Linked DNA regions of Homo sapiens: all the other regions are linked to region 5. The links are chromatin contacts, found by Hi-C in ENCODE. All regions are on one chromosome and are shown on one strand. The core of a region is the stretch at or near the end of the contact, and the rest is flanking DNA. Distances in the headings are between cores, read along the strand shown. Region 1 holds the start of MIR181A2HG (MIR181A2 host gene). Region 2 holds the start of NR6A1 (nuclear receptor subfamily 6 group A member 1). Region 3 holds the start of ZBTB26 (zinc finger and BTB domain containing 26). Region 4 holds the start of ARPC5L (actin related protein 2/3 complex subunit 5 like). Region 5 holds the start of DENND1A (DENN domain containing 1A).

The links. Hi-C counts contacts between places; a loop is a spot of excess contacts on that map. Pooled maps may share reads with other maps.
Region 1: a pooled map shows a loop between it and region 5 (6-fold over the local background). The contact joins the promoter of MIR181A2HG here to the promoter of DENND1A in region 5. A Hi-C loop is called at or near these places in 6 of 50 pooled maps.
Region 2: a pooled map shows a loop between it and region 5 (9-fold over the local background). The contact joins the promoter of NR6A1 here to the promoter of DENND1A in region 5. A Hi-C loop is called at or near these places in 8 of 50 pooled maps.
Region 3: a pooled map shows a loop between it and region 5 (4-fold over the local background). The contact joins the promoter of ZBTB26 here to the promoter of DENND1A in region 5. A Hi-C loop is called at or near these places in 1 of 37 single-sample maps with no recorded cell type and 7 of 50 pooled maps.
Region 4: a pooled map shows a loop between it and region 5 (8-fold over the local background). The contact joins the promoter of ARPC5L here to the promoter of DENND1A in region 5. A Hi-C loop is called at or near these places in 7 of 50 pooled maps.

Annotation. Positions count from the first base shown.
Region 1 is chr9:124,657,128-124,659,827 of GRCh38, reverse strand. It overlaps MIR181A2HG (MIR181A2 host gene), which reads right to left and starts at 1,392. Exons shown (of 2, transcript NR_038975.1): 1 at 1,087-1,392. The region is part of intron 2 of NR6A1 (nuclear receptor subfamily 6 group A member 1); the gene reads left to right. RefSeq lists enhancers at 355-404, 1,226-1,345.
Region 2 is chr9:124,769,943-124,772,642 of GRCh38, reverse strand. It overlaps NR6A1 (nuclear receptor subfamily 6 group A member 1), which reads left to right and starts at 1,332. Exons shown (of 10, transcript NM_033334.4): 1 at 1,332-1,623. The coding sequence starts at 1,524. LOC124900274 (a long non-coding RNA gene) reads left to right here and starts at 2,163. Exons shown (of 2, transcript XR_007061773.1): 1 at 2,163-2,700. It overlaps LOC107987126 (a long non-coding RNA gene), which reads right to left and starts at 1,286. Exons shown (of 2, transcript XR_001746926.3): 1 at 870-1,286. RefSeq lists enhancers at 933-1,192, 983-1,550 and silencers at 1,263-1,842, 2,383-2,632.
Region 3 is chr9:122,930,232-122,932,931 of GRCh38, reverse strand. ZBTB26 (zinc finger and BTB domain containing 26) reads left to right here and starts at 1,420. Exons shown (of 2, transcript NM_020924.4): 1 at 1,420-1,495. It also overlaps a transcript of RABGAP1 not described here. RefSeq lists a silencer at 1,309-1,648.
Region 4 is chr9:124,860,781-124,863,480 of GRCh38, reverse strand. ARPC5L (actin related protein 2/3 complex subunit 5 like) reads right to left here and starts at 1,351. Exons shown (of 6, transcript NM_030978.3): 1 at 1,083-1,351. RPL35 (ribosomal protein L35) reads left to right here and starts at 1,524. Exons shown (of 4, transcript NM_007209.4): 1 at 1,524-1,571; 2 at 1,926-2,062. The coding sequence starts at 1,569. RefSeq lists enhancers at 1,105-1,324, 1,765-1,874, 1,915-1,964, 1,400-2,023 and a silencer at 1,345-1,614.
Region 5 is chr9:123,928,857-123,931,556 of GRCh38, reverse strand. It overlaps DENND1A (DENN domain containing 1A), which reads left to right and starts at 1,431. Exons shown (of 24, transcript NM_001352964.2): 1 at 1,431-1,668. The coding sequence starts at 1,652. RefSeq lists a silencer at 1,205-1,694 and enhancers at 2,045-2,244, 1,874-2,559, 2,495-2,574.

The DNA of each region.
Region 1 (2,700 bases), core at 143-2,642, 730 kb before region 5:
GAACCTGAACTATATAATTCATAATTCTCATTTTTCTGTGGAAAATTATTTTATCTTTCTCCTGTATACCTGAAAAAATGTCCATAGGCTTAAAGGGTCATGCTTTTACATTCCTTCCATATCACAGGTACTATGAAGTAAGGAGACTTTTAGGTTTCTTTTTGTCTTAAACTCAGACAGCTTTGTAAGCAGTAGTGTGTAGATTACAAGAGTTAGACAAAAGCAGGCGCGACTGAGAAGAGTTGGTGGGGGAGAAGCTTGGGGCACTTCCTGTCACTCAACACATTCCAGATCACTAAAAAATTTCCACACCCTCTGCATTCCCCCTTGCCCACTCCAGTTCCCGGTATTTTCTGATTCCATATGTTGTGGTATTTACCATACTTCTCTCCCTCACTAGGCTCTGGCAAGACTGCTTCAGAGGGGATGCATTCCTTTAGATTGCACAAAGCGGAGCTGGGAAAATGGCTGGCAGTTTCAGAATCTAGTCACGATCGCACGCATGAGCACCTCACACATCCATGTCCCTACCCGCCCCCCCGCTCCCGCCCCTGCAGCTGGCTGACCTGTCTCACCCACTGCTGGCCTATCGAACGGCCAGGACTGTCTGGTTTTGGCTCGTGCCTTTGTCCATGTCTGGCTTAGTTCCTCTCTGTCTATGCTTGCCTCTACCCCCACCGCCCCAGGCGGCACAAGTGTTTGGCCACACAAAACTAGAGATAGAAAAGGTGGTAAAAACTTCAAACTTTTCTAAATTCTCCAACAGTTTATTTCTTGTGAATTTCTTCCTTCTTTAAATACTCCATTTTAAGAAAACAAAAAAATTAATTATCTAAAGGCAAAGAATGGAAAGCAACCTTTGTGTTCCTTATAATAACTGACTTCATAACTCTCTCCAGCTGCGTTATGGGATGTGTATAAAAAGCTTCTGTTCTGAGAACAAAGGAGCACGTGCAGAAATGAGACGAAAAAATCCACTGACAGTATTCCATTACACAAATTACTTAAAAGATTTTAGTCAAGCCCCTCAACAGATTCAATTTTAAAATGGCTTTTAGTTAAAAAAAAAAAATTGAAAGTGCTTACCCAGTAAAAGAACCGAAGTAGTCCTGAACTGTTACGTAAGACTTTTTACAGTTGGATCTTTGTCAAAAGGGGATGGGGGTGATGGGAGAAAGCAGCAACGACAATCAAAAAAGTTCGAGCTGCTGTGGCTAGAGGACAACTTCTGTGTTTCCAGATAGGATTCTTGCTGTAGAAATGGAACTTCCAGCCAGCACAGCATCCTGTCCCAGTAGAGAAATGAGTTTGTCAGTTAAAACAAAAAAAAAATTAGATACTGGAACCCAGGCTAGACGAGGTATTGAACCGCGCCAGATTTCCTTGCAGCCCTGTCTGCTCAGCTCGCATTGAACTATATATGACCCAGATGATGGACAGAAGCACATTTAGTCATGTGCACACTGGAAGAAAGCGGATTTGCTGGTCCCTGGCAGTGCAGGGGTTTGTCTTCTGATTGGGCTGTGCCCTGATCGGTGAAATGTGAAGCCCTCACCATTCAGAGGCCGTAATTCAGGACTGGCAGTTTGAGTGTCTGGCTGCCTCTAGTCACTGAGAGACTTTGAAGGTGTTGCTTTTGTTTGGTGGCATTACCCACCCAGAGGTTGCTTACACCTCTCTACTTGTGTCAGAAGAAATACTAGTCTTTCTGAAATACAAATAGGCAGCCGATTTTTCCTGAATCCTAAATCACCCTATTGTTGATAAACTTGGCTCTAACTGAAACCAATTATTTGATTTGAAAATTTATTGTGATCCTAACCAAGCTTCATATCCAGACCAACCCTTGGTCTTGATTTTATAGGTTTGATAAGGTAAAAATAAAAGTGGCATATTTGACTTTGAAGCCTCTATATGATATAAATTGCTCTTAATGAAAATTGGATAGATGGACAACAGAGAAGTGAAGTTTTAGATTCTGGAGTGTTTGGATGTATGAGGAAGAAGCTTTATGTCTTTTTATCCCCTTTGTGAGACTGTCACTCTTGTCCCAGTCCTAGTCACATTAGGGGTTGCTGGGGGGGGGAAGCTATGAAAGCATGGACCCTACTGAGCTGTGACATAGCCTTTAATCATGCAAGACAGCCACGGTCTGCTCTCTTCAGTCTGTCTGAACTAGGGTCCTTGGGGTTTATTTTCCATCTTTCTGAGCCACTGGGAAACCAGGTCATTATACAGGACTGTCATTTGTGACATTTTTGTTTAGTACATGGCAGTTGCTTTGTTTATTTAATGCAAGTTGACACTTCTTTAAAGTTTCAAAACAGTAAAGTTGTTTTGTGAGACCTTGACTCTGATATATGAAATCTACTCTACATGGACCAATCATTTTTTTCCGTGGACTTTCTTGTCTCTTTAGAAATTAGCTTATAGAGTCCTAAATTGATACTTAAACATACCAATAGTTCTGTTTATTTCTTGCCTTTCTCACAGTTGTTGAAATAATTCCATCTGTCTCTTTTGCTGTAAATTTTGGGTTTGGATGTTTGTACTTGGAATTTTTTAGATGTTGACTATATTATGCAGCACCTTCCATATGAGGACTACCCCAGAATTATTCTCTTGTCTTAACCCGAGAAAAGCTGTTTTGATGCACTATTAGATATAAGAATGTTCGAAAGAAGAGGAGATGAGCACTCT
Region 2 (2,700 bases), core at 83-2,582, 840 kb before region 5:
GCGTTAATGTAAGTCTCCCAGATTACGTATGAAATACAGTTTCACCAGGGTTGGTAAGGTCCAGTTGCCCCCAAGTGCAGAGAAGCGTTGCAACTTTCGTAGCAGGTGAGGGACGGGGTATGGTGCGAAATGTGGGCAAGGGTCAGGCCAAGCAGGGATGCGAATGCCAGGACGAGGACTTAAAATTAGGCAAAAAAAAAATAAAAGGGCTAAGGGATTGGTGGGGCGGGTGGGGCAGGAGAGGGCGAATGAGCGGCCACCGAGGAAGCTGCAGCATAATCCGGCAGAGCAGAAGTGGGCAAAGCACCAACGTTCTCGTTCTTTGTCTTCAAGTGGGCCAGGTAGGCCTTAGACCCTTGGCGGCAGCAGCGAAATCCTTTCCCGATGGGGTCGCCGAAGACGGACACCCCGGCGGGCCTAGTGACCGGTGGCCGCGCGCCACCTGGTGGCCGCAGCGGGTGGATTCGGCCGGGAGCCGCTGCAAAATTCGGGATTTTGCTTCCGGAAAGCTTCGGGAAACTGAGGTGGGAGGGGCAGGGGTTTGCGATCTTCCAACTTGATCCTGTCCTTATTCCAACCCCCTTTTACAGATAGGGAAACTGAGGAAAGGGGAAGGCAAACAAGGCTGGGCAAGGGATCCCTCTTAAACGGAAGGTTTCAAGACACCTGGGGTCAAGAGCCTAGGGCTTTCTTTAATAGCCCCAATGGCCCGGAGCTTAGTTTGCCCATCTGTTCTATGGGCAGGGGGAAAATGAAAGGGGAGGAGGGGAAACTTTAGTCTTTGCCGCCCACCCGGAGGTAAAAAGTCTTTAAAGACTACCCCGGAAAGAAGAGTTTTATATATTCCATTTGCATACGAACGCAGTCACCTCGAGTTAAACTCCGGTCCTTTAATCTCCGGTCCAATTTGTCCCGCAGCGGCAGGGAGAGGCCCACGTGAGTACCTTCAAGCCCCGCCTCCAGGGCCCCGCCCACAGGGCTGGGCTTCGTTGCACGTGCTCACCCGGCTGCCTCGCGATCCACCTCCTCGCAAAGACTCATTGTTGGGGTGGGGGGTTACGAGGACTCTTAGGGAACTTTGATCAGGTAGAAATCACAATCAAGACAAGGCCCGGAAGTATCCGCTTACTACATAGACATCAAACGCTTTGTCATGGTTCTTGATATTGACAGACTTTAGCTTTCCCTTCTCAGGACTTCTTATCCCTCCTTCCACCCCTTCAGTTGGTGCGGTCGGCGTGGCCGGCCTCGCTGAGCGGACTCCAACTTCCAGCGTGCCCCGCAGGGCCTTGCGCGGCAGCGGCGTGTGACGTCAGGGGAGGGAGCTGGCCAGTGCTGAGGGGGCGCGGCGCGGAGGGGCGCGGAGCGGCGCGGAGCCGGGCGGCTCGGGGCCCAGAGAGAGCCGCGGCCGGGAGCTCGCGGGCTCCTGACAACCTCCTCCCCTCGGCGGACGACGACCACGGCGACTAGGGCGCCGGTCATGGCGGAGCAACAAACCCGGCGCGGACCCTAGGCACCACCGCATGGAGCGGGACGAACCGCCGCCTAGCGGAGGGGGAGGCGGCGGGGGCTCGGCGGGGTTCCTGGAGCCTCCCGCCGCGCTCCCTCCGCCGCCGCGCAACGGTGGGTGAGGGGCCTGCGACGCCCGGGCCAGGCAGGAACCGGCTTCCTGAGCCTCCGCCAGGGATCCCCCTCCTCTCTGCCGACCCTCGCCCTGGGAAGCCGCAGCGGCCCCGCGGCCCCTTAGGGTGGCCCTTCACCCCGTTCCCCGTTGGCGCGGACCCTCCCTCTCCTCCCCGGTCTCGCTCAGGGTGGATCCTCCTCCTTCGTCCCTGTTCCCTTCTGCGCGGACCCTCCCCCTGCCCGGGTCCCTGGGCACCGAGCTTCATTTCCCCCTCCCCCCGTCCCCTCTGCACAGGCTTCCCCTCCCCCCGTCCCCTCAGCACCAATCCTCCCTCCTCCCCCCGGGTCCCCTCCCCCTGTCTTCCCAGCACCGAACCTTCCCCTCCCCCCGGGCTCCTCAGGTTGGAAGTCCCCACCGCGGTCCGTCAGTGGGGGCATCCCCTCACTCGGGTTCCCTTAACGCAGAGCCTCTCTTTTCCCCTACAGGGGTTCCTCCTCCCACCGAGGACGCTCCCTTCTTGCCCTGTTGACCCGACTCCACAGCACCCTTGTACCGCTCAGCTTTCTAGAGCGTTTTCCTCTTCTGCAGCCTCGAGCGTTCTTCCTTGAATACTACGAGCCCCCCACCTCTGCCGAACCCCCGTTCGCTAGACATCCCCCAGTCGTTTCCTTTTTCGGACCCCTTCGCGCCTCCTGCTTCCCCTGCGCCTCACCTTCCTCAACGCCCCGCGCGCTCTGGCCGGTCTCCGCCCCTGCTCAGCTCCCCTCTCCGCCAGGCAACGGCTTTCCCTGGCCGAGGGCTCCAGCCCGCCCCGGGGCCCCGGACACCTGCCTCCTCCCGGCTTCTGCCCGGCAGGTCCCGGTCCCCACCTCTTAGTCTCAGTTCTCCTCTTTCTTGTCCCGATCCGGGACCTTGGGAGCTGAGAATCCCTCACCTGGCCCGGCCCTTCCTACCGCTCGTCCCTCGCCCCCTCGCCCGGGCCGGGTCCTCAGGTTCCTCGGGGCTTCCTCGCCCTCCTCCCCTTCGCTCCCTCCCCCTGCGGGGTGTTTTATTTGTATCTGTTTGATATTTTCCTC
Region 3 (2,700 bases), core at 171-2,670, 1.0 Mb after region 5:
AGATGAAGTTATAAATTAATAACAGAAGGAAAACTGGAAAAGTCACAAATATCTGAAAGTTAAACAACACTCTTAACAACTGGGTCAAAGAAGAAATCAAGGTCAGGCACGGTGGCTCACACCTGTAATCCCAGCACTTTGGGAGGCCAAGGCGGGTGGATCACCTGAGGTCGGGAGTTCGACACCAGCCTGACCAACACGGAGAAACCACGTCTCCATATCTCTAAATATCAAATTAGCCCGGTGTGGTGGCGCATGCCTGTAATCCCAGCTACTTTAGAGACGGAGGCAGGAGAACCGCTTGAACCCAGGAGGCGGAGGTTGCGGTGAGCCGAGATCACACCATTGCACTCCAGCCTGGGCAACAAGAGCGAAACTCCATCTCAAAAAAAAGAAAAAAAAAGAAGAAGAAATCAAAAGGGAAATTAGAAAATACTTAGAAATGAATGAAAATAACACAACATACAAAAACTTATGAGCTGTAGTGAAAACAGTGATCAAAGTGAAATGTATAGTTGTAAATAACTACATTAAAAAGAGGGAAAGGCTGGGAGCAGTGGCTCACACATGTAATCCCAGCACTTTGGGAGGCTGAGGAGGGTGGATCACTTTAACTCCAGAGTTCAAGACCATCAAGTTTTACACTTACAAATGATTAAAGTAATAAACATTACGCATGTTTTACCTCAATAAAAAGCCCCTCACCACCACCAAAAACGAAAAGAATGGTCAAAAACCAGTAAACTGGATTGGCAAGGAAAAGAACTCTAGAAGGATCCTCAAGTTTTCCGGTCTGGATAGGAGATGAGATGAACTTGAGATCATTAAAAGGTACTTTCACATCAGGACAGCTGGAGATCTCGTCCATGTAGCTGCCTGGGTTGTGAATGGTCAGCATGAAGTAGGTAACGGAAGCCATGGGAGTGCAAGAGTTTGCCCTAGGAAGAACTCCAAGGCAAGAACCCTGAAAAACACATCCAAAAGTGAGGGGAGAGCTTTCTGCTCTTCGGGCTCCCGCGCGACGAGTCTACACCCCTAGGCTAAAAAGACTTACCAAAGTTTAAGTGCAGAGGAGCCCTTCAGGCCCAAGGAGGCAGCGGACCGTCTAGGCCCAGCTACAGAAGAGCCGCTGAGACGGGGGTCCCGAGCAGCGGGTCCCTGCGAGGCGCACAGGGCCTGAGCCACAGACGCTTACGAGCTAAGGCACCTCGGGGTAGTAGGCAGTGAAGCTAGTGCCCAGAGTACGGTGCCCTCCGTCTGCGCCCCGCCCACAACGCAGAAATTCCCTCTCGGGGCCCCTGTTGTCCTCCGAGCCTTCCGATTGGCGGAGAGGACCATGGGACCTGGAAGTTGTCTTTGTCCGGCCAGGGCTGCCCTTCCGGTTCCGTTGGGTCCCCCTTTGGCTCGGGTTCCTTGCCCCTCCCCCTTCCCGGAGCCCCGAGGGGCCGGAGCTCCTGGCGGTGCCGGATCCTGACGGCGGCCTTCCCCCGGGTCTGTAAGTGCGGAGACGGCCGGAGCGGCGGGCTGGGGTGCGGGGTGTCTCAAAATGGAACCCCCCTGGGGCCCTGGATCAACCGGGACCTGCACTGGGATGGGAGCCGAGAGGCTGGCCTAGGCCCCTGGGGACTTGAGGAGCCCTTGGCCCGGCCCACGCTGCGCCCCGCCCCTTTCCCTTCCCTGTGACTGGAGTGGGGAGCCTGAGGATGCCCCTGGGACCGCCTCATAGGACCCCAGCTGAGGGCCCAGCAGTTGGCTTGGGGGCCTGACTCTGGCATCTTATAAGAAGTGCCAGAGGTGAGGCCCTAAGAAAACGAGCCTCGGGAGCCAGCCCAAGACCAGGCATTCAGTGCCAGTCTTTGAGAACCACTGTGAGTGCTAGGTTACCCTTTTGCTGGGGTTTTCCCCTATTTGGCCACTGGTCGCAGCACCTTTTATATTACTGGCGCTATACCAGACACTGGAGATTGGCAAGATATTGTTCCAGTTTTCGGGATTAAGTTTGGGAGCCAGATCTGAACAAATAAGTACTCCTATGTGTATATATATGTATGTATGTATCAGTCACATATGTGTTAATTGCTCAAGGGGCCGTTGCTGAGAAGGCTTTAGAAAGAAAGTGATGTCTGAATTGTACTTGGAGAGAGTAAAGTGTTGAAGAGTTTTTCAGGGAAGACAGTTGCAATACTGTGGAGAAATGACTGAGCATAACTTGTGTGGGAAGAGGAGGAAATGGGGGGACTCCTATGCACAGAATGGATATGAGACTGGGAAAGTCGACCGAGGTCCAGATGGTGAATGGTGTAATCCTAAAGGAGATGGGTAGTTTTTTGAAGAGTTCGGAACAGAATATTGATATGGTCAGATTTGCACTGCAGGAAATCATTTTGTTCTGTAGAAAGCCCATAGAGAAGGGACTTTCTATTAACTGCATTTAGACATTTAGCTAAAAGTTAGGAACGCTTATCGGAGATTCTTTTGAAGGGGTAATGGGATCAGCCTAGTGAGAGGCAAAAAATTCCTGAAATAAGTTATAATGGTGTCATTGGTAAGGAGACAAATATACTGGAGATGATTATGTCAAGACTCCATAATTAACTGAATGCTGAAGAAGTGTGAGGGACCAAATCTAATTCTTAGGTTTTAGACCTCTGAGCTGAAGGATGGTAATGCCATTATCAGAAATAAAGCCATAAGCTTAGT
Region 4 (2,700 bases), core at 102-2,601, 930 kb before region 5:
ACCTGGTCAGGTTCACTTTAAAAAAGGCTGTACTAGCCGGGCGCAGTGGCTCACACCTGTAATCCCAGTATTTTGGGAGGCTGAGGCGGGTGGATCACTTGAGGTCAGGGGTTTGAGACCAGCCTGGCTAAACCTTGTCTCTACTAAAAATACAAAAATTTAGCTGGGTGTAGTGGCACACACCTGTAGTCCCAGTTACTGGGGAGGCCAAGGCAGGAGAATCTCTTGAACCCGGGAGGTGGAGGTTGCAGTGAGCCGAGATCGCGCCACTGCACTCCAGCCTAGGCGACAGAGCCAGACTCCATCTCAAAAAATATATAAAAAATAAAATAAAAATAAAAAAGGCTGTATGGCCAGGCGAGGTGGCTAACCCCTGTAATCCTAGGCACTCTGGGAGGCCGAGGAGGGCGGATTGCTTGAGCCCAGGAGACCACCCTGGGCAACAGCTCTACAAAAAATAAACAAATTAGCCAGGCCTGGTGGCTTGTGCCTGTAGTTTCAGCTACTCGGGAGACTGAGGTGGGAGGGCTGCTTGAACCCGGGAAGCGGAGGTTTTGGTGGGCGGAGAGCGCGCCATGCCTTCCAGCCAGGGTGACAGAGCGAGACCCTGTCTGAAAAAAAAAATTAAAAAATAAAAAAAATAAATAAAGGCTGGGGCCAGGCGTGGTGGCTCACGCCTGTAATCCCAGCACTTTGGGAGGCCGAGGCGAGGGGATCACCTGAGCTGAGGAGTTCAAGATCAGCCTGGGCAACATGGCGAAACCCCGTCTCTACTAAAAATACAAAAAATTAGCCAGGCGTGGTGGTGCATGCCTGTAATCCCAGCTACTCAGCTACTCGGGAGGCTGGGGCAGGAGAATCGCTGAACCCGGGAGGCGGAGGTTGCAGTAAGCCGAGATCGCGACACTGCACTCCAGCCTGGCACCCTGGGCGACAGAATGAAGCTCTGTCTCAAAAAAAAAAAAAAAAAAAAAGGTGTAAATGCTCTTTGCAGTTCCATATACTGCCTCCCCAGAACCTTTATGGAGTTGGATTATAACTGCCTGAGCCCGCCCCTCCCGTCCATCTCGCGCTTTAAATTCCTCCGCGACGTGAGCCTCGGTTAATCGTCTTTGAAAACTCTGGCCCCTCCTCCCGTCAGCACCCCCAGACTACTGGCGCCCAGCTCAGAGTTGCCCAGATTGGGAGATCTGCAAGGTTTCCCGAAGGAATGAATGAACGAATGACTGAATGGACGAATTTGAGTCCTCCGTGTGCCATCTCTGGTAGCTGCCGCCCACGTTGGGCCTCGGTTTCCCCAACTGCGCGCCTACACCGTGACGCCGACCTCGCTATCAGGGGTGCCGTGAATGAGGCGAGCACTACAAGGCGGGGCTCCGGCCCTACCAGGCGGGGCGGGCAGTACCACGGCGTTCCTCGGGGGCGGGGGAGATGAGGCGGAGCCGGGGCTCCCCCGCTGCGGCGCCATTGGCCGCGCCCGCCGCCACCCGGCAGTAGTTGCGGAGGTCAGCCCCGCCTACTTCCTCTTTCCCTCGGAGCGGGCGGCGGCGTTGGCGGCTTGTGCAGCAATGGTGAGAGCTGCGGAATCGGGCGCCATCCGAGCGCTGTGAGGCGCGGGGGTTGGGGAAGGCGGTGCGGGCTGAGCCCGCGGATTCTATCTGCCACCTAGGCCTGTGGGGCGCCGCGCAGAATGGTCTGGCGCCACCACAACCCGCCTCTTCGCTTGGCGCCGGGAGAGGCGCGCGGCCCGGGCCTGGGTTACTCTGCCCAAGGCACGGCCGGCGAGGGAGACTGTCCTGAGCCCTGGTTGGGGCTCCGGCGCACTCGTAGTCGATGGCGAGTCGCGCGCCTTTGGGGGCTGGCCACGCAGGTGAAGGGGATATGGCCCCGCGGCCTGGCTGAGGCACACTCTCTCTTGCGCGCAGGCCAAGATCAAGGCTCGAGATCTTCGCGGGAAGAAGAAGGAGGAGCTGCTGAAACAGCTGGACGACCTGAAGGTGGAGCTGTCCCAGCTGCGCGTCGCCAAAGTGACAGGCGGTGCGGCCTCCAAGCTCTCTAAGATGTAAGTGAGGCGGCCGGATCACAGCCCTCGTGGGTGGGGAGCACGTGTGCATCGGGATCGTCGGAGGATTTCAAAGTTGGCTTAAGGAGCTGGCCGCTTAGATGCCCACTCCGTGCATCCTGGCGCGCATGGGAGACCCGTTGTGTGCTTAGCCTCTTACCTGCCTTGACCTTGCGGTCCTTGTGCCTGGAATGCATCCCCGGAGACCCATCTTAATGCTGCCTTCAAAGCCTACCCGGACCCCTTCCTTCCGCTTCCCACCAACACTTGAGTTTTTAACCCCCTTGGCAGGTGGGTGGCTTGCACCCTGGAGTGGCAGCGTAAGTTATTTTACATGGCTAAGAGTGCGGGAGACTTGTGAAAGGAACATGGGTTTGGAGTTCATCAACCTGGGTACAAAGTCCACTTCTCAAAAAAAAATTAGATGGGTGTGGTGGTACAGGCCTGTAGTCCCAGCTACTCTGGAGGCTGAGGCAGGAGGATCACTTGAGCCCAGGAGTTGGGAGGCTATGATGGGGCCACTGCTCTTCAGTCTGGTTGACAGGTGAGACCCTGTCTCCAAAAAAAAAAAATGGTGGTTGCCCTCTTTGCCCCCAAACAACCTTAGTAGAGGCAGGGGTGGGAGGATTGGACAAGCA
Region 5 (2,700 bases), core at 182-2,681:
TCAAAATGACAGTTTGGACATTTTCACTTTTTTTTTGGTTTTCATTTTAAAAAGTTTACCCTTTGACTTCAACAACCTAAAGGCAGAGGCAAAAGGGAGAAACTATCTTTATTCAGAAGGTGACTCCAACAGAAGAAGTCTTCTACGACTTATCTTCTGGCTTTCTTTCCTCCCATCCTGGCCGGGAGCTAGGACGCAGGACCAGTTACGTAGAGGCTATGGGGTGGGGGTAGGGTGGGGAGGCACTCCATGCATTTATAAGAACTAAAATGGCAGAAGTGATGAATGGCATTTCGGGACAGAAAATTGGAAAAAAAAAAAAAAAAAGGAAAAAAAGCCTAATATTAAAAATGTCTTTGGACTTGTGGCCAAAGGTGCCACCTTAAAGCATGACTATGTCACAGGTGTCTGGAATGATTCAGTCTGGACACTAATCTTGGCTTCTTCACTCGTTGCTAGTTATGTGACCTTGGGAATGTGGCTCAGTTTCCTCTTTGTAAATTAGGGAGATGAACACAGGATTATTGTGAGGATTGGCACTAATGATGTACGGAAATACTGTGTCTGATGCAGAAAGGGCACTCACCCGCTCATTAAAGGGTGGCTAATGGTAGCTGTGATTATTGCTTCCTTTATGATCCCTCTGGCCCTAGAGGGGATGAAATTGAGGTGTTCATGGAAGTGAATCCCAAGGGGGAGCAGGGGTAGGTAGCAGGCTGGTGATCTCGGCTCTCAAATCCTTTCATTTGCATTGAGTTAATCTCTATCAGGGACTGTTGTGTTAACAGGAGGCTTCGATGTTGGAGTTCCCAAAACGGCTGATAAAGGGAGGCAGAGGTCCTCAGCGGGAGGGCAGAGCTGAGCCACCACGTGGGTCCACGAAGCCCCCAGGTGGCTTTCCTGTAGGTATGTGGGGTCTCCTTCAAGCTCTAAGGGGAAAGGAAGAGGAAAGGCCTTCAGATGGGGAAGTGGACGGTGTGATGGAGAAGAGGTTCTGCACGGAACTTACTGGAAGGTGCGGGATGTTAAAGGGAAAACGTGTTTTCATGGAGGCCTGGGCGGGGGATTAGCTCTCCGTTAGAGAGGCTGGGTGGGAGGCCTCCAATGGGAGGATTGGTGGCGGTTTCATCGGGAGGGCTTGGGGTCTCCATGAGAGGATTAGGGTCTCTTCAGGGCGGCTGTGAGTGGAGGTTTCCAGCGGGGCGCAGTGGGGTGCAGATGTGTAAGGGCCTGCAACGGAACGCCAGAGTCCTCCGGGGCCCGCGCCCTGGGAGACGTGCGGGTGACCGCGCTCCCGCCCCGCCCCCACCGGCCACGGCCCCGCCCCCGCGAGCGGACTACACTTCCCAGCAGCCCCAGCGGGCAGCGGCGGCGGCAGCGCGGGCGGGAGGGGCGGTGGTGAGAGGCGGAGGGGGCGGCGCGCGCCGGGCACGCGCGCCGGCGACCATGGCGTTCGCCGGGCTGGAGCGAGTACATTAACCCCTGGAGGCGGCGGCGGCGGCGAGGGAGCGAGCCTCGAGCGGGCGGGCCCCAGCCTGAGGGAAGGGAGGAAGGGGCGGGGAGAGCGCCAGAGGGAGGCCGGTCGGCCGCGGGCGGGCGGGCAGCGCAGCGCCGAGCGGGGCCCGCGGGCCCATGAGGAGGCCTGGGGACCATGGGCTCCAGGATCAAGTGAGTGCGGCCGGGCCGGGCGGAGCCGGGCCGGGCGCGGGGCGGCGAGGCCGGGCCAGGGCTGCAGGCCGCGGGCCGCGCGGGGGACTTGTTGCCGAGACCAGAGGGGCGCCCCGCGTGACGCCGGCACGCGGGGAGGGGGACGGTTGCTATGGCGATCCAGGGAGGCGCGGGGGCGGGGTGCGCGCGGGGTGGCAGGGCGCCGGGGGTCAGGTGTCCCCTCCTCACCTGGGGGTCGGAACAGCTGAGATTACAGGGCGGCCCCCTCCCCGGGTTTACGGAGAGCCCCTGAAAATGGTCCTTCAACTGTGGGGAAGGGGAGTGGGAAAGCCCCGGAAGCACCTCCCCATGTTTGGGCATGTTTGGGGCGCCCCTGAAAGTTGGCAGGTCCGGAGAGGTTGCAGCCTGGCCGCTTGAGGCCTGCGGCCCCCACAGAAGTCGCGTGAGGTTCTTAGAGGGAGGGGCCGCTCATGGTGTGGCCACCTAAGGTGTGGATGGCCGGGGAGGAAGGCCTGTCTCTCTATTTCCCCCCTCTTATCTGTGAAAATCTCCACGCAGCAAGGTCCAAAGGCTGTGAAGGAGGATACCTCTGTGTTGTAACCGAGCACCTGCTCTTGATAATCGTTGGAAAGGCTTTGTAACTCAATCTGGCGAATTCCCTCACTCATTCATTCACCTGGAGTTCCCGGTGGAGGGTTAGCTTTCCGGGGAAATTGTTGATACATGTAACTTCAGAATCCACTGAAACATTGTTGCTGTCCTTGTAGACTTAGAAGTTGACTTTGGAAAGTGCAACTCTTAAGCGGTCCAATTTGGGTGTGTGGCTTTCGACTCTATCTCCCCTCCCAGCCAGGTCCTCTTGTGGCCTCTCCCTTCCTCTGCCCCAGAACTGGAGATGTTTTATCTCTAATTACTAACAAATGTTCACTTTTTCCTCTGTGACTAATAGAATTGTTTAAGGGCATTAAAAAGCAAAGTTGACAGCATAGGCTTTTCTGTAAAACAACTTTCCTAGGACACTTTAAACCCTCT